Regions from separate parts of the Homo sapiens genome. Here region 1 is linked to region 2. The links are chromatin contacts, found by Hi-C or POLR2A ChIA-PET in ENCODE. All regions are on one chromosome and are shown on one strand. The core of a region is the stretch at or near the end of the contact, and the rest is flanking DNA. Distances in the headings are between cores, read along the strand shown. Region 1 overlaps UBASH3A (ubiquitin associated and SH3 domain containing A). Region 2 overlaps ABCG1 (ATP binding cassette subfamily G member 1).

Region 1 (6,482 bases), core at 319-2,818, 180 kb after region 2:
ACACCAGTCACCCATCACCACTATAATGACCCCAGCCTCAGCCTCCGTGCCAGACGGTGCAGGGATTCTTTGGACTTATCTACCGCAAAATCACACTGTAATGTTTGTCCATTGCTTTGAAGATCAGAGATGGCCTGGAGAGACTGGTGATGGAGGACCGTATTCACAAACCACAGCAGCTTCCAATCCTCTGTCCAGGAGAGCAGAGGGGAGCACCCCTGTGGGACAAACAACAGGGGGGCTTGAGTGTGAGGGCTCGGGAGAATAAGTGCCATCCCCCAGTCAAGATGAGGACTTTCCCAACACTGAAGACAGACACAGCAGATTACTTCAAAAACCTCAGAGCAAGTTTACAGCAAATATCTCAGACATAAGAAAGGTACAATTAAGGGCTAAATTGCATTCTGCCAACATTCATATGTGGAGGTCCTGACCCCTAACACCTCAGAATGTGAACTTATTTGGAGACAGGGTCTTTAAAGAGGTGACTAAGTTCAAATGAGGGCATTAGAGTGGGCCCTGATCCAATATGTCTGGTGTCCTTATAAGAAGAAATGAGGACACAGACACACACAGAGGGACAGCCTGTGAGGAAACGAGGAGAAGTACCTGTCTACAAGCCAAGGAGAGAGGCCTCAAGAGAGACCAGCCTCAATGGTGGCTTGACCTCAGACTCGCAGCCTCCAGGACTATGAGGGCATCTGTGGCTGTCGTTGAAGCCGCTCAGCTGTGGGACTTTGTTATGGCCGCCCCAGGAAATGAACACAGGGACGTAGTGATGCAACCCCCAGATGGCAGCTATGTCCTTTTAAGAACCAGGGAGAATTCAAACACATCTGTTTCATGGTGTAAGTTACTGTCAAGAGGCTCTCTTAAGTCAAAGAGAAAAATGGAAATGTGAAAATGCTAAGCTCTTTTCTTTCTCCTTCCGTCACCCATGTTCACAGCATAATCTTGATTGTATTTCATTTGAAAGACTAGCAAAATGCACTCCGTTTCTCTCTGTAAACCTCACAGATGTCATCAGTTGATAGCAAAGCCCTACTGTCTGCAGAGCGAGCCGCAGGGAGGCTGTGGGTGCCCTCGCCTTGCCCTCAGGAAGGGGAAACCAACCAATATTTCCTGTGCTAATGTGGGGCTATGAATTGTGCCTCACTGCTCTGAGCATGTTAATTTGAAGAGGAAACTGTCGATTGTTCCAATGAGACTATCTATATTCTTGGTCTACTTAGGATCAACTCAAGTGTGCATTTCCTATCTAATGGCATCTGACAGCTTGAGAAGATGCAAAGTAAATTGGCCTGGACCTGCCATAGTTTATAGATGGAGACAGGGCAGGTAATAGTGTGAGAAGATCATGTGTAACGCAGATGCTGAGATGCAGAAGAAAAGATGCCCTTCCTGGCTCTGGACGGGTCTCGGTGGAGGAGTGGGAGCTACTGCTGGTTTTATGAGAATGTGGGGACTTGAGACCTCTATGGGAGAAATGCAAACATTTGCAAATGGGCTGGATAAATAGAAACATGCCCTGTGCATGGCTGAGAACAGTAAACTGTGGTGGTGTGTCAGTTCCTCCCAGAGTGGATCAAAGGGGATGGTGTATTAGTCAGGGTTCCCCACAGACAGAGACAGAGACAAAGACAGAGAGACAGAGAGTGACCGAGAGAGAAAGAGAGAGAGAGATCTAGTTGAAGGAATTGGTTCAAGACTGTGAGCCTGGCAAGTGCACAATTTGCAGGGCAGGCTGGCAGATGGGAGACCCTGGGAAGAGTTGAGGTTACAGCTCAAGTCCAAAGGTGGTCTGGAGGCAGGATTTCCCCTTCCTCATGGGACCCCAGTTCGTTTCCTCTTAAGGCCTTCAACTGGTTGGATGAGACCCACTCACAGTGATGTGTCGAGACATTCAAGGACCATTTTCTGATTTAAAAAGCTTTAAATGTTTTTAATAAGGACTTTCAGCTATTTAAAAAGATTGAGCCAGCACCATGGAGTCCAACAGCCCCATCATCTGAAGGGTGGTCTCTGCTTTACTCAGCCTAGTGACTTAAATGTTAATCTCATTCTAAAAAAATACCTTCACAGTGACATCTAAAATAACATTTGACCCAATACCTGGGTACTGTGGCCTAGCCACGTTGACATGTAAAATTACCCATCATAGACGGTGATCATTGTAATAAAACAAACACATCATCCACACTTCCTGAGTCCTGAGCACTTTGCACACGCTACTTCATTTTGTGCTCATGGGAACCTTTCTGCTGAGGTTGTCCCGGACATTCTCAAGTACATACATGACCAGATGCTGGGTCTCCATGGCAACAACATGGTCTCACTTCTGTTCAAGCCGTGCTTTCCTTCCCCTGCAGGATGTACACCTTCAGTCTAGCCACAGACCTGAACTCCAGAAAGGATGGTGAAGCCAGCAGCAGATGCAGCGGGGAATTTCTTCCACAAACGGCAAGGAGTCTTAGCAGCTTACAGGCCTTGCAGGTAATAGAACATTCCCTTTTTTCTTTTAAGTAAACTAAGCAAAACTACACTTTGTATTAACTTCACGGTGGACACAGCTTCGTAGGTGTAGCTTTTGTTCCATAGACACATCCTCCCTGCCCTAGAGCGTGGTCAGCAAGGGGGCCTCCCAGGTCTGAGGGTGCCGGGGGTCCTGCCCTGGTCTGTCTGCTCTGGGCAGACAGGGAGCCACCCCTTCATGGCAGAGTGCCCCACCTTGAGCTCCTCAAGGCAGCTGAATCCCGAGTTCTCATCCCATTCCCTCATTCATGAGCCAAGAGGTCCCCAAGACGTCACCTGCCCCGGTGCCTTGGCCCCTCATCTTTTGAGGCAAAACTCTCCATAACCTGGGGGTCAGCAGACTCAGGCCAGGGTCCAGGGCACAGCAGGGCACCCCGAGCTGGCCACCCTCATGGGGCACATCCAGGAGTGCAGGCTGCCAGGCAGGGACACCAAGGAGCAGGCAGCCCCTCCCTGAACGCAAACAAGTGACATCACATCCCTGATCCCTGTCCTGTGATCTGAAGCTTCACACTCCTTACAGAGGAGCCCTCAGGAAGGGGCTGTACCTGCTGCTGGCCTTTGTCTGGTTGCCACAGTAGTGAAAATGCCTCTCTGTCCTTGTTCTTCCCAAATTCGTCCGCCTGTGCCCTGCCATGTGCCGCACACGTTACTTTAGGATCTCTCATCCTTGCTATCCCCAATCGACACAGGAGGCGCTATTCCTGCCCCCTACCCATTTTACAGATCTGAAAACTGGGGCTCATGGAGGCTAGGAAGCTTGTCGGAGAGCACACAGACTCCTAACCACCCTCCCATCAGATTGTTGGAAGGATTATGTGAGATGGGCCATCCAGTGCCCACCACGGCCAGGCCCCTGGTGCGGAGAAACTATTGTGCCCAGAGGGTGGGGTCACAGTAGCCAGGCTTATTCCCTAGTCCCCAGGGCCCATCCTGGTGCCTGGTCCATAAATCTCCAGAACAACCAAAGGAAGGCTCTGCCGGGACTTGTCAGTGGCTCACCCTAAGGTCAACGCTCACCCTCTGTTACGGATTGAATTGTGTGCCTCCAAAATTCCTATCTCGAAGTCCTAACCCCCAGTCTCACTGAATGTGATTGTATTTGTAGACAAGGCCTTTAAAGAGGTATTTAAGGTTAAATGAGGCAACACAGGTGATGCAATCTGATCCAATCTGACTGCTGCCCTTATAAGAAGAGGGGATGAGGAAACAGACACACAAGAGGGATGGCCCTGTGAGGACACAGGGAGGGGACACCACCGGCAAGCCCCAGAGAGAGGCCTCAAAAGGAACCAGCCCTGGCAACACCATCATCTCTGACCTCCAGCCTCCAGGACTGTGGGAGAGTAAACTTCTGCTGTGGAAGCTAAACAGTCAACCCACACGCAGCGTCCCTGTCGCCATTTGCACCTCCTGGCAGCTGGTGCAAATCAGCCCAAAGCTAAGTGGCCTTGGCAGGTCTTTGCAGCCTTGGTGGCTAGGTGAGGAGGCCTTTTCTTGAGAAATCAAGAATGTGTCTCTGAAGCTGGGTCCATGAGAAATGGCGATCAGCGTTCACCATGTGAGAAAGGCCCAGACTTGGGAGAGCCGAGACTCCCCAGGGCTGTGGCCTGGGGATTATTTAAAAAGCTTTAAATGTTTTTAATAAGGACTTTCAGCTATTTAAAAAGATTGAGCTAGTACCATGGATTCCAACAACCCTATCATCTGGAGTAAAACAGAGACCATTCTGTTTTACTCAGCCTAGTGACTTAAATGTTAATCTCATTTTTAAAAAATACCTTCACAGTGACATCTAAAATAACATTTGACCCAATACCTGGGTACTGTGGAGAAGTACCCAGGTATTGGGTAGGGGGAGAGCCTGGAATGGAAGTCTCTGCTCGTAGCTCAGCCTGTGTCTAAACCGTGCTTTCAATGGCTGAAAACAGAACATGCATCTGCCTGTGAACTGGCCCCCCTCACACGGTCTTCTCTATAGGGATTTCACCCCTTCCCTACAGTAAGAAAAGACAACTGGCCACAGGTCTGGTAGAATCATGGCCCCAGAGATGATGCCCTAATCCCGGGAACTTGTGCATGTGACCTTATTAGGAAAGAGAGTTTCTGCAGATGGGATTGAGTGGAGGGTCTTGAAATGAGGAAATGATCCTGGGTCATCCAGGAGGGCCCTAAACCCCATCACAAGTGTGCTGATGAGAGAAAAGCAGAGGGGATCTGATACAGCAGCAGAGGAGGCCATGCAGCCAGAGAGGCAGAGACTGGAGCAATGTGGCCACAAGCCAAGGAACACCTGGGGCCACCAGGAGCTGGAAGAAGCAAAGAATAAATTCTCCCCTAGAATGTCAGAGGGAGCATGGCCCTGCCAACACCTTGACTTTGGACTTCCAGCCTCCAGAGCTGTGAGAGAATAAATGTCTCTTGCTTGGCACCGCCCAGCCTGTTATGGCAGCCCCAGGACACCAATGCAGCACCTTCTGTCTAGAGAATTGGTGCAGCCCTGCCTCATTCCATAGATCCCAGGGGTCAGTCCATTCCACTCCCCACAGGGCTTTCTTTTGCTTTATCATCATATTCCTGTGGCAAAGCTCCACAGAAGAACATTTAAAATGCTCTGAGCTCTTCCAGGAAGAAAATACCCCAAATCCAAAACTTCAGCCCGCAAGTTGAAAACTTCAGGGACTTTGTTACTAGGCAGAATGAGTTTCCAAGAGCATGCATGCTTTGCAATCTACTTGCAGATCAGCTCTCTACAGCTCTCTAGGATGTTTTAATATTCATTCTGGGATAGGGGCGGTGGGTGCTGCCTCTTGGTGTCAGTGTAGGCAACCTCTGCATAACCACACTTCACATGCAAGAGAGCAAGACAGCAAGACAAACCTTCCCCTGAAGCTGTTCCCCAGGAGATGCATGTTTCTATCCTGAAACAAACAACTGAAGTTTTCCAATAAGGGAAAGCAATACTATTCACTTGGCCTTACCGTATATCCGTTTTGAAGACTCAGCCCAGTGACCCTAAGAAAGTGTTTGCATGGTGACTGCAAACGTTCTCACTGGCTCACCAATCCCATAGTTTATGCACCTACCAAATGTAGCCAGGGCCACCGAGAACTGTCTGGTCCTGATAAATTTCAGCAGCTGGAAATTCTGCATCGTCCGGGCCAGCGTGGACTTCACAAGGGATCCACAGGATCTGGCAGGAGCTGCCCGTGGTGCTGACCCCGAGAATGCTTTCAAGGCAGGTGAAATTGGCCCCCACCCTACTTTCTGGTGTCCCTTCCTTCCCAGTAGTTTCCAATCACTTCCCTAGGTACAGGGACACCACGGGGGACCACTCTTGCCAGAGCGAGTGGCCAGTTAGTGCAGACCCTTGAGACTGGATCACTGTTCACAGAAGAAAGTCCAGACAGGAATGATCAGCTGCACTGGCCAGGTGGAAAATGAGTCCCTTCCTCCCTGAGGGTGTTTGGATGTTAAAGCCATTTGCATTTTCCTCTCTAGGATTTGGAGGGAATCAGGGCGATGCTGGGGCTGGTGTATGAGGGTTTATGCAGACAAGGCTTACCTCTCCTCACCTCTCTTCCTTACCCTGCTCAGTAGGAAAACACACACAAGAGCTGCCCTCTCATTTTAGCCCAGAGAGAGCTGTGTGGCCAAGAGGGAGCAGGGCAGGGATAGTGCCTGTCTGAGCTGCCTCCTGCCCAGGGGTCCTCCCTACCCCGTCCATCCCTGGTCGCCTGGGCTCCAGGCAGGATTTGGTCCCCAGAAGGCCCCACAGCCCACCTCCCGTGGCAGGCCGTGTTCGCTCTGCCCCCACCATCTCTGTTAATGACTCATCTTTCCATGTTCATCCCTTGGCCCAGGGAGACCTGCAGCTCCCTAAAGCAGGGATGCTGTGGACTGCAGCTTCATGGACCAGCATGTGACATGCTCCCCCCTGCGGTGCCATG
Region 2 (6,597 bases), core at 1,651-4,150:
ACGTAAAGGGATGGGATATCATTTCATGAGCTTTTAAGTTTCTTCATCATTTTTCCTTTCAGAAAGTAACAAATGTAATTTCAAGATACAATGGCGTATGTGTATATATATGAATATGTATGTATTGATGCTTCTATACATAAAGACACATGTATGATTATATTTTAATGAGAGCACTTTTTTTAAGTCAGGAAAAGACCTTAAAGATTCATATAGTCCACGCTCCACATTTCATAGATTAGAAACCCAAGGCGCAGGCTGAGATTTTTAGTTTAAAATAAACCAGTTTTTGAGATGAAATTCTGGTACTGCCACATCTAAATTTGAATCTTATATGCCTGTATTTATTTGTTCTGAGCAAGAAGGTTTGATTCCATCATTAATTAAAAAGTCTCAGGCAACCAGACTGGGATAAGTTTTTAAAAGAAAAAAAAATCCTACAATTAAAATGAAGCCACAAGACTTAGAATTTGACCGTGATTTTAAAACTATTCTAAAGAAACTTTGTTTTACTTCAAGTTAGACGTGACTGTCTAAGGTAAGGTATATGAACTATTATAAACTTCCCAGAAACAATTTCTAGCTGGTCCTCTTTCTGTTTCTTGGTGAGTTTGTGTCTTTCTCTGAGTAATTTTCAGGATAAAAATATTTGAAATTCTTTTTTCTATTTTCATTATGGGGAAAAAGCATCTTGTCTTCATTCAACAAACTTTTATTATCTGTTATAAGCAAAGTATTTTTGCTCAGTCTTGGGGAGGAAAAAGTAAAGATAGCATGTCCCTCAATGAGTTTATAATTGATAGGGACACAAGGAGCTCTCACTATCAGGCAGGGGTTATCTAAGACAGTGAATAATGCCCAGAGAAGGGTTATAGGAATTGGAGGAGGATGAGAATCTCTGGAGAAATCACAGCCTTTGGAAAAGGCCACAAAGAGGGGCAGAACCCGGGGGCACCCGGTGGAGAACTGAGCAGGTGTGGTGTTTAGAATTTAGGTAACGGGAGAGTATGGTGATGGGCAGTCTTGGAAATGGACTTTCTGGGAAGCATTTGGGTGGAGATCTTGGACTAGACTGGTGACTATGGTGTAGTGGGTTGATGGTGACCCTCCAAAATGGTACATACATGTCCCAACTCTCAGAACCTGTAAATGTGACCTTATTCAGAAAAAGGTCAATTTGCAGACAGATGTGATTAAGTTAAGGATGTCCAGATGGGGCCACCCCGGATTAGGATGGATTCAAAATCCAAGGACATGATCTTACAAGAGAAGAAGAGAAGAAAAAGTCACAGAGATGCAGGGGAGAAGAGACAGAGACATGTGGAGGAGACAGCCCCATGAAGATGGAGGCAGCCGTTGGAGTAACACAGCCACAGCCCACAGACGCCTGGGGCCAGCAAGAGCCTGGAGACGCAAGGAAGGACCCTCCCCTGGAGCCTCCGGAGGGAGTGTGGCATCGCGGACATCTCGATTTTGAACTTCTGCCCTCAGAACGGTGAGACGGCACATTTTGTGGCATTTTCTTGGGGCAGCCTGAGGTCACTAATATTATACAAAAGAAAAGGAAGCAAAGATGGTCATGAGAGAGCAACGTTTTGAAAAAGAAAAGTGGTAGGAAGCATAGAGAGGAGGATAAAGAAGATTAGGTTTCTTTCTGCTTATTTGTTAAACCTGTTCAAGCTGCAGTAAGATTGTCATGATCTCCGTCGTCATCTGATTTATCCCCCAGCCAGTTTCTCTGTAAAATCTGGAAAGATAGTAGTTGCTGAGGGGCCTCATTAGAGGATTGGTGTGAGAGTGGAGATGTGTCTGTTGCAGGACTCCTGGGACCTGTCCAGACAGCAGTGGTGGAGGGAAGCGAAGTGAAGTGCAGTTCTGTCTAAACTAGAGAACCCTGGAGCAAGGAAGACTGTGAGGCACCACCCGTGGGGGGTGCAGGGCAGCTGCCACAGACGTTGTTTGGCTTCATGAAGCTGAGTTGAAGATACGCACCCTCTGTGGCCCAGCATTTTCACTTCGACCTGAATACAGCGCTCTCAGCAGCACTGTTCATAACAACAACAAGACTGGATATGACCCAAATGCTCATTGAAAGAAGAGTGAATAAACCAGGCAGGTGCGGTGGCTCACGCCTGTAATCTCAGAACTTTAGGAGGCCGAGGCGGGTGAATTGTTTGAGCCCAGGAGTTCGAGAGCAGCCTGGGCAACATGGCGAAACCCTGCCTCTGCAAAATAAAAAAATTTAAAAAATTAAAAAAAAAAACACCTGGGCATGGTGGTGCACACCTGTAGTCCCAGTTACTTGGGGGGCTGAGGGAGGACTTTTTGAGCCAGGGAGATTGAGGTTGCGGTGAGCCATGATTGTGCCACTGCACTCTGGCCTGAGTGACAGAGCAAGACCTCTCTCAAAAAAAAAAAAAAAAAAGAGCGAATAAACAAACTGTGATGGGTCCACAGTGGAATATTATACAGCCCAGAAAAGAAATGAAGCACAGTTACAGGCATCAACAAGAACAGATCTCATGGACAAGATAATGGAGAGGGAGAAAAAGCAATTCCTGGAACACATGCAATGTGATGCCTTTTCTAAAAACTTCAAAACATTCAAAAGTCACCAAAATTGTTAAAGGATAAATACGAACGTGGTGCAAGATAGAGAAAAACAAGGATGTAATACCATTCAAGAGAGTGGGGACATCTGGTGAAGGCAGGGGACTGGGATGAGGGAGGGGCGCCGGGCCTGGGGTGTGTTGCTGAGATTACCGCCTGGCTGGCTCGTGGGCACATTTATTTTTCATTGATTTATTCATTTATTTTTCTTCCTCACATCTCACAAGCAAGTGATCTGCACAGAAAGTAAGTGTCATATTGTGTGTGGACTCCGGAGCCAGACCACTCAGTTTAAGTTCTGTTTCTGGTCGGTTTCACTTCTGCTTACTAGCTATGGTTCTTGGGGAAGGTTATTTTAGGTCTCTGGTGCCTCAGTTTTCTCATCTGGGTGTATTGAAATATGGACCTTGCAGGGTTCTGGTGAGAATTAAATGAGTTCTGTGTTGAGAATTAAGTGAGTTAATGTATGCGAAAGCTTAGAATCGTGCCCTGCGGCATAGTAGATCTATATAAGCATCAGCTATTGCCATCATCAGCATCATCATTTTGTAAATGTAAGGCAGTTTGAAATCAAAAAAGTAAAAAGACGGTATGGAGCTGTAAAGAAGTGAGAGGGAGGGCCAGGCGCAGTGGCTCACACCTGTAATCCCGGCACTTTGGGAGGCTGAGGCAGGCAGATCACCAGGGTCAGGAGTTTGAGACCAGCCTGGCCAGCATGATGAAATCCCATCTCTACTAAAAATACAAAAATTAGCCAGGCATGGTGGTGCACGCCTGTAGTCCCAGCTACTTGGGAGGCTGAGGCAGGAGAATCACTTGAACCTGGGAGGCGGAGGTTGCAGTCAGCCGAGATGGCGCCACTGCACTCCAGCCTGGGTGACAGAGTGAGATTCCATCTCAAAAAAAAAAAAAAAGTGAGAGGGGGATGAAGAGTCCTCACTGGGTGAGGAAGGTGCCCGTGTGTTGTGTGTCTTGGGTCACGTGTGAACACATATGGGGGTGCAGGGGGAGGGGGCGTTTAAAGGATTCTAAGTCTAAACCACTGAGGACTCTTGGGGACAGGAGGAGAGATGAAGACTGGAGGAGGAACTGAGGGTTTCTAGCTGCGCGTGTTGACCTTCTCCTGGGGTGGCACATCCCATTGAAGCCATGTTCCCAGGGGACAAGCAGAGTGGACCCAGCTCTTTGGGGACTTTGGTGCTTCCAGTCTTATTTTGAAGGCATTATAGAGGGGGTGGAAGCCAGATCCAAACCCAGTTCACTTCCCATTCCCTGCCCCATGCCTCAGTGGTCTTTGGTTTCCCGTGGGTGCTCTGGGCATCCTGCATGGAGGGGGACTCCAGGCTCCCAGAGATAGGCAGCCGCATGCAGTGGTGCCCAAACGTGGAGGAGCACAGTCCAGCTAGCCTGTTGGAAGAGAGCCCTGAAAACAGGGCTGGGACCTCCCAGGGAATGAGTCAGGGGCCACCCATGAGCCTCCCTGCAGGCCTCCTCTGGTGGCCGCTCATGGTCATTGAGATTTTAGTTCTTTGGGTCACACACACAGTGAGCGCCAGTGGACAGAACTTGCCTGTGTGAGGTCAGGGTCTCTCCCGCGGTACCCTCCATGTGGGCCATTCCTGAGTCTCATTTTCACTGATGGGAACATAACACAAACGTGCTTTGTCTCTCTTGCACTTACCCCTTTCCTCCCTGGCATGCTGTGCTGCTGGCATGGAGGCAGGGTCAGGAGCCCAACAAGGGGTGTGTGCGGGGTATAGGAAGGTGGCCCCCAGACCCCGCAGGGATCGGCTTGGGAGAGACCCACCAGACACATGAAGGGAAGCAACAGCAGCACTAAGTGGTATTGCTGGCAGGAACGGCAGGGATCACAACACAAAGGCAACAACAGAAACGAACACAGGGACAGCTCAGCGCCCAGCAGACATGAACTTGCCTGACCATACCCTGTGAGGAGCTAGGGCTGTCACTATCTCCTCTGGAATACAGAGGCCCACGGTCGGTCGGTGACCTACCCAGGAGGGAAGTGGGATTCAGACCTGACTAGTTTGCCTCCAGGCCCTACTGTTTTGACTCTCCTGATGGTAAAATGATGAGTCTGCAAATTGAACAAGTGCTTGGAGGAAGGAGGTTTGCTTTAGGTTTGGGCAGGAAAGGGAGGACCTGTATTCATGGAGGCCCAACCGGGTGGCAAATGCTTCACAGTCCTGATCTCATTTTGTCTCCCCAGCAGCACCAGGTGGAAGGAGGTACGTGTTGTTACCTCAGTTTACAAATGAGATAACAGAGGCTCAGCGAGATACACTAAGTTGTCTTAAGTCTGAAGATGAATAAGGACTCGATGTAGGATTAGAGCTGTGGCCAGCCACCGTGTGAAGTTTACTTGCTTCTTGGGGCCACAAAACTGGCTCGATGAGCGGGCAGGACAAGGTTGGGATGATAGGGTGGTCCTTTTCAATGGGATGAATGGCAGCGGCCAACGCATGTTTGGGAGACCCTGACCAGACCAGCCTGGTGTGGGGGAAGTGGAGGCGAGGCGGGGGGAATGGGAAACGTGTCTGGAAGGGCCCAATTGTGGAAAGAAGGCCTTGAACCCCAGGCCTAGGCACAGTCGGTCCTAGAGGGAGACAGTGGGGGCCCACCCAGAGAGAGCTGGGAGACTCAGAATCCCACTGGAGCCCCTACTCTTCCCAGGCAGGCCACGCCAGCACTGGCCTTGGGCATGGGAGGGCCTCCCAAGTCATGTGCAGGCCCAAAGTCCTTGCTTTACTTTACAAGACAAGCACAGAGCCGAGGCCCAAGGCTTGCATGTGGCATCATCTCCGTGTCCGTCGAATCTGAAAGGACCAGGGAAGCTCAGGAAGCTGAGTTCAGAGGCATCCCTCTGCTTGGCAGCCACCCTGACCATGCCATTGGGTTGCTGGAAACCCCAGCTGTGGAAACGGAACCGCTGATTCTGAAGCTCTCCCCGCAATGCTTCTTGGATGTGGCCATGCACGGGGGCAAGGGTTTGATGAGAGCATCTGTGCCATTGCCCGGACAAGAAGGAGCTGTTGGCTGTCATTCTTTCCAGAAATCTCAGCAATGTAAATGTTCAGGGAGAGCAATAAGACCTCGTGGTTGCCAGCCAACTCCTGCTTCTGGAAGCTTTCCAAATCTCCCTGTGCCTACCATTGTGCCTGTGCTGGATTTCTGCTTGTTTTTCCTTTTTCTTTCAGAGTTTGAATTTGGGTTTGGGAGGATAGTAATTTGATATATTAGAGCAGCGATAATCGCTGTCATTAAGCAGAACCCAGCTCCTTAATGTCTGTGTGTGGACGGGCCAAGTGCGAGCCAGTGTGTGGGGCTGGGATGCCTGAGAGCACAGAGAAACACAAAGCCAGGGCCGCCGGGCAGCTGGGGCAGGTTAGGGACACTTCTTTCGTTGTCCTGTTTGAGACTCAGCCATGGCTGCTTTGGATGGTCTCTGGTTGGTGTTGGACTATGATTTTTCTTTAGCGGGGGTGACTCTGATGTCATTCAGCTTGGAGATGTGTCCCAAATAAACCTTTAATCACAGAAAAGGTGCTTGGAAGGACAAGGGGCACCTTCCTGGCCCGGTGACTGCAGCTTGGGGATCACCCTCCCATTGCCTGGCTTTCCCTCCTACTTTCCGAGCAACCACCTCTTGGGTTTGGCGTTTTAAGGTTTCCCCACTTGGATTTTAACCCCCATTGGCAGCAGGTTTAGGAAAGCCATCAGAGGGAAGCCCTCCTCCCTGACATCATCCCCGCCCAGGTGGTGTTGGGGCGAGTGAGGTTCTGGTGCTGGGGAAGCTGCTGCTTGAGGATAGCAGTGGGAAGAAGTTTCATGGCAGCAGCTGCCACCTATGTGTTCTGCAGAGCACCTGGCAGGAGAGACTCGCCTTCCCAGTCTCGGCACGCCTGGATGCCGCATTAGCACACAGGGAGGGTCATGGTCAGAGCTTCAGGATGCAGTGGGCGAGGT

The links. Hi-C counts contacts between places; a loop is a spot of excess contacts on that map. ChIA-PET counts read pairs that join two places held with the same protein, here RNA polymerase II (POLR2A). Pooled maps may share reads with other maps.
Region 1: a loop to region 2 is called in a pooled map, with 4 times the contacts of the local background. The contact joins two enhancer-like sites. A Hi-C loop is called at or near these places in 3 of 168 maps with a recorded cell type or tissue (CD4-positive, alpha-beta T cell, CD8-positive, alpha-beta T cell and natural killer cell), 1 of 37 single-sample maps with no recorded cell type and 12 of 50 pooled maps. POLR2A ChIA-PET finds 5 or more read pairs at or near these places in 7 of 52 experiments (CD4-positive, alpha-beta T cell, GM10248, activated CD4-positive, alpha-beta T cell and 2 more).

The regions. Positions count from the first base shown.
Region 1 is chr21:42,424,328-42,430,809 of GRCh38, forward strand. UBASH3A (ubiquitin associated and SH3 domain containing A) reads left to right here. Exons shown (of 15, transcript NM_018961.4): 8 at 2,370-2,493. Among named protein-coding and RNA genes, the nearest start is that of UBASH3A, 24 kb to the left of the region's middle. Within about 2 kb of position 1,569, at least 6 of the 41 ENCODE cell types and tissues checked have a DNase peak (open chromatin) inside an H3K27ac peak, as active enhancers do.
Region 2 is chr21:42,246,496-42,253,092 of GRCh38, forward strand. The region is part of intron 2 of ABCG1 (ATP binding cassette subfamily G member 1); the gene reads left to right. Among named protein-coding and RNA genes, the nearest start is that of ABCG1, 31 kb to the left of the region's middle. Within about 2 kb of position 2,901, at least 3 of the 41 ENCODE cell types and tissues checked have a DNase peak (open chromatin) inside an H3K27ac peak, as active enhancers do.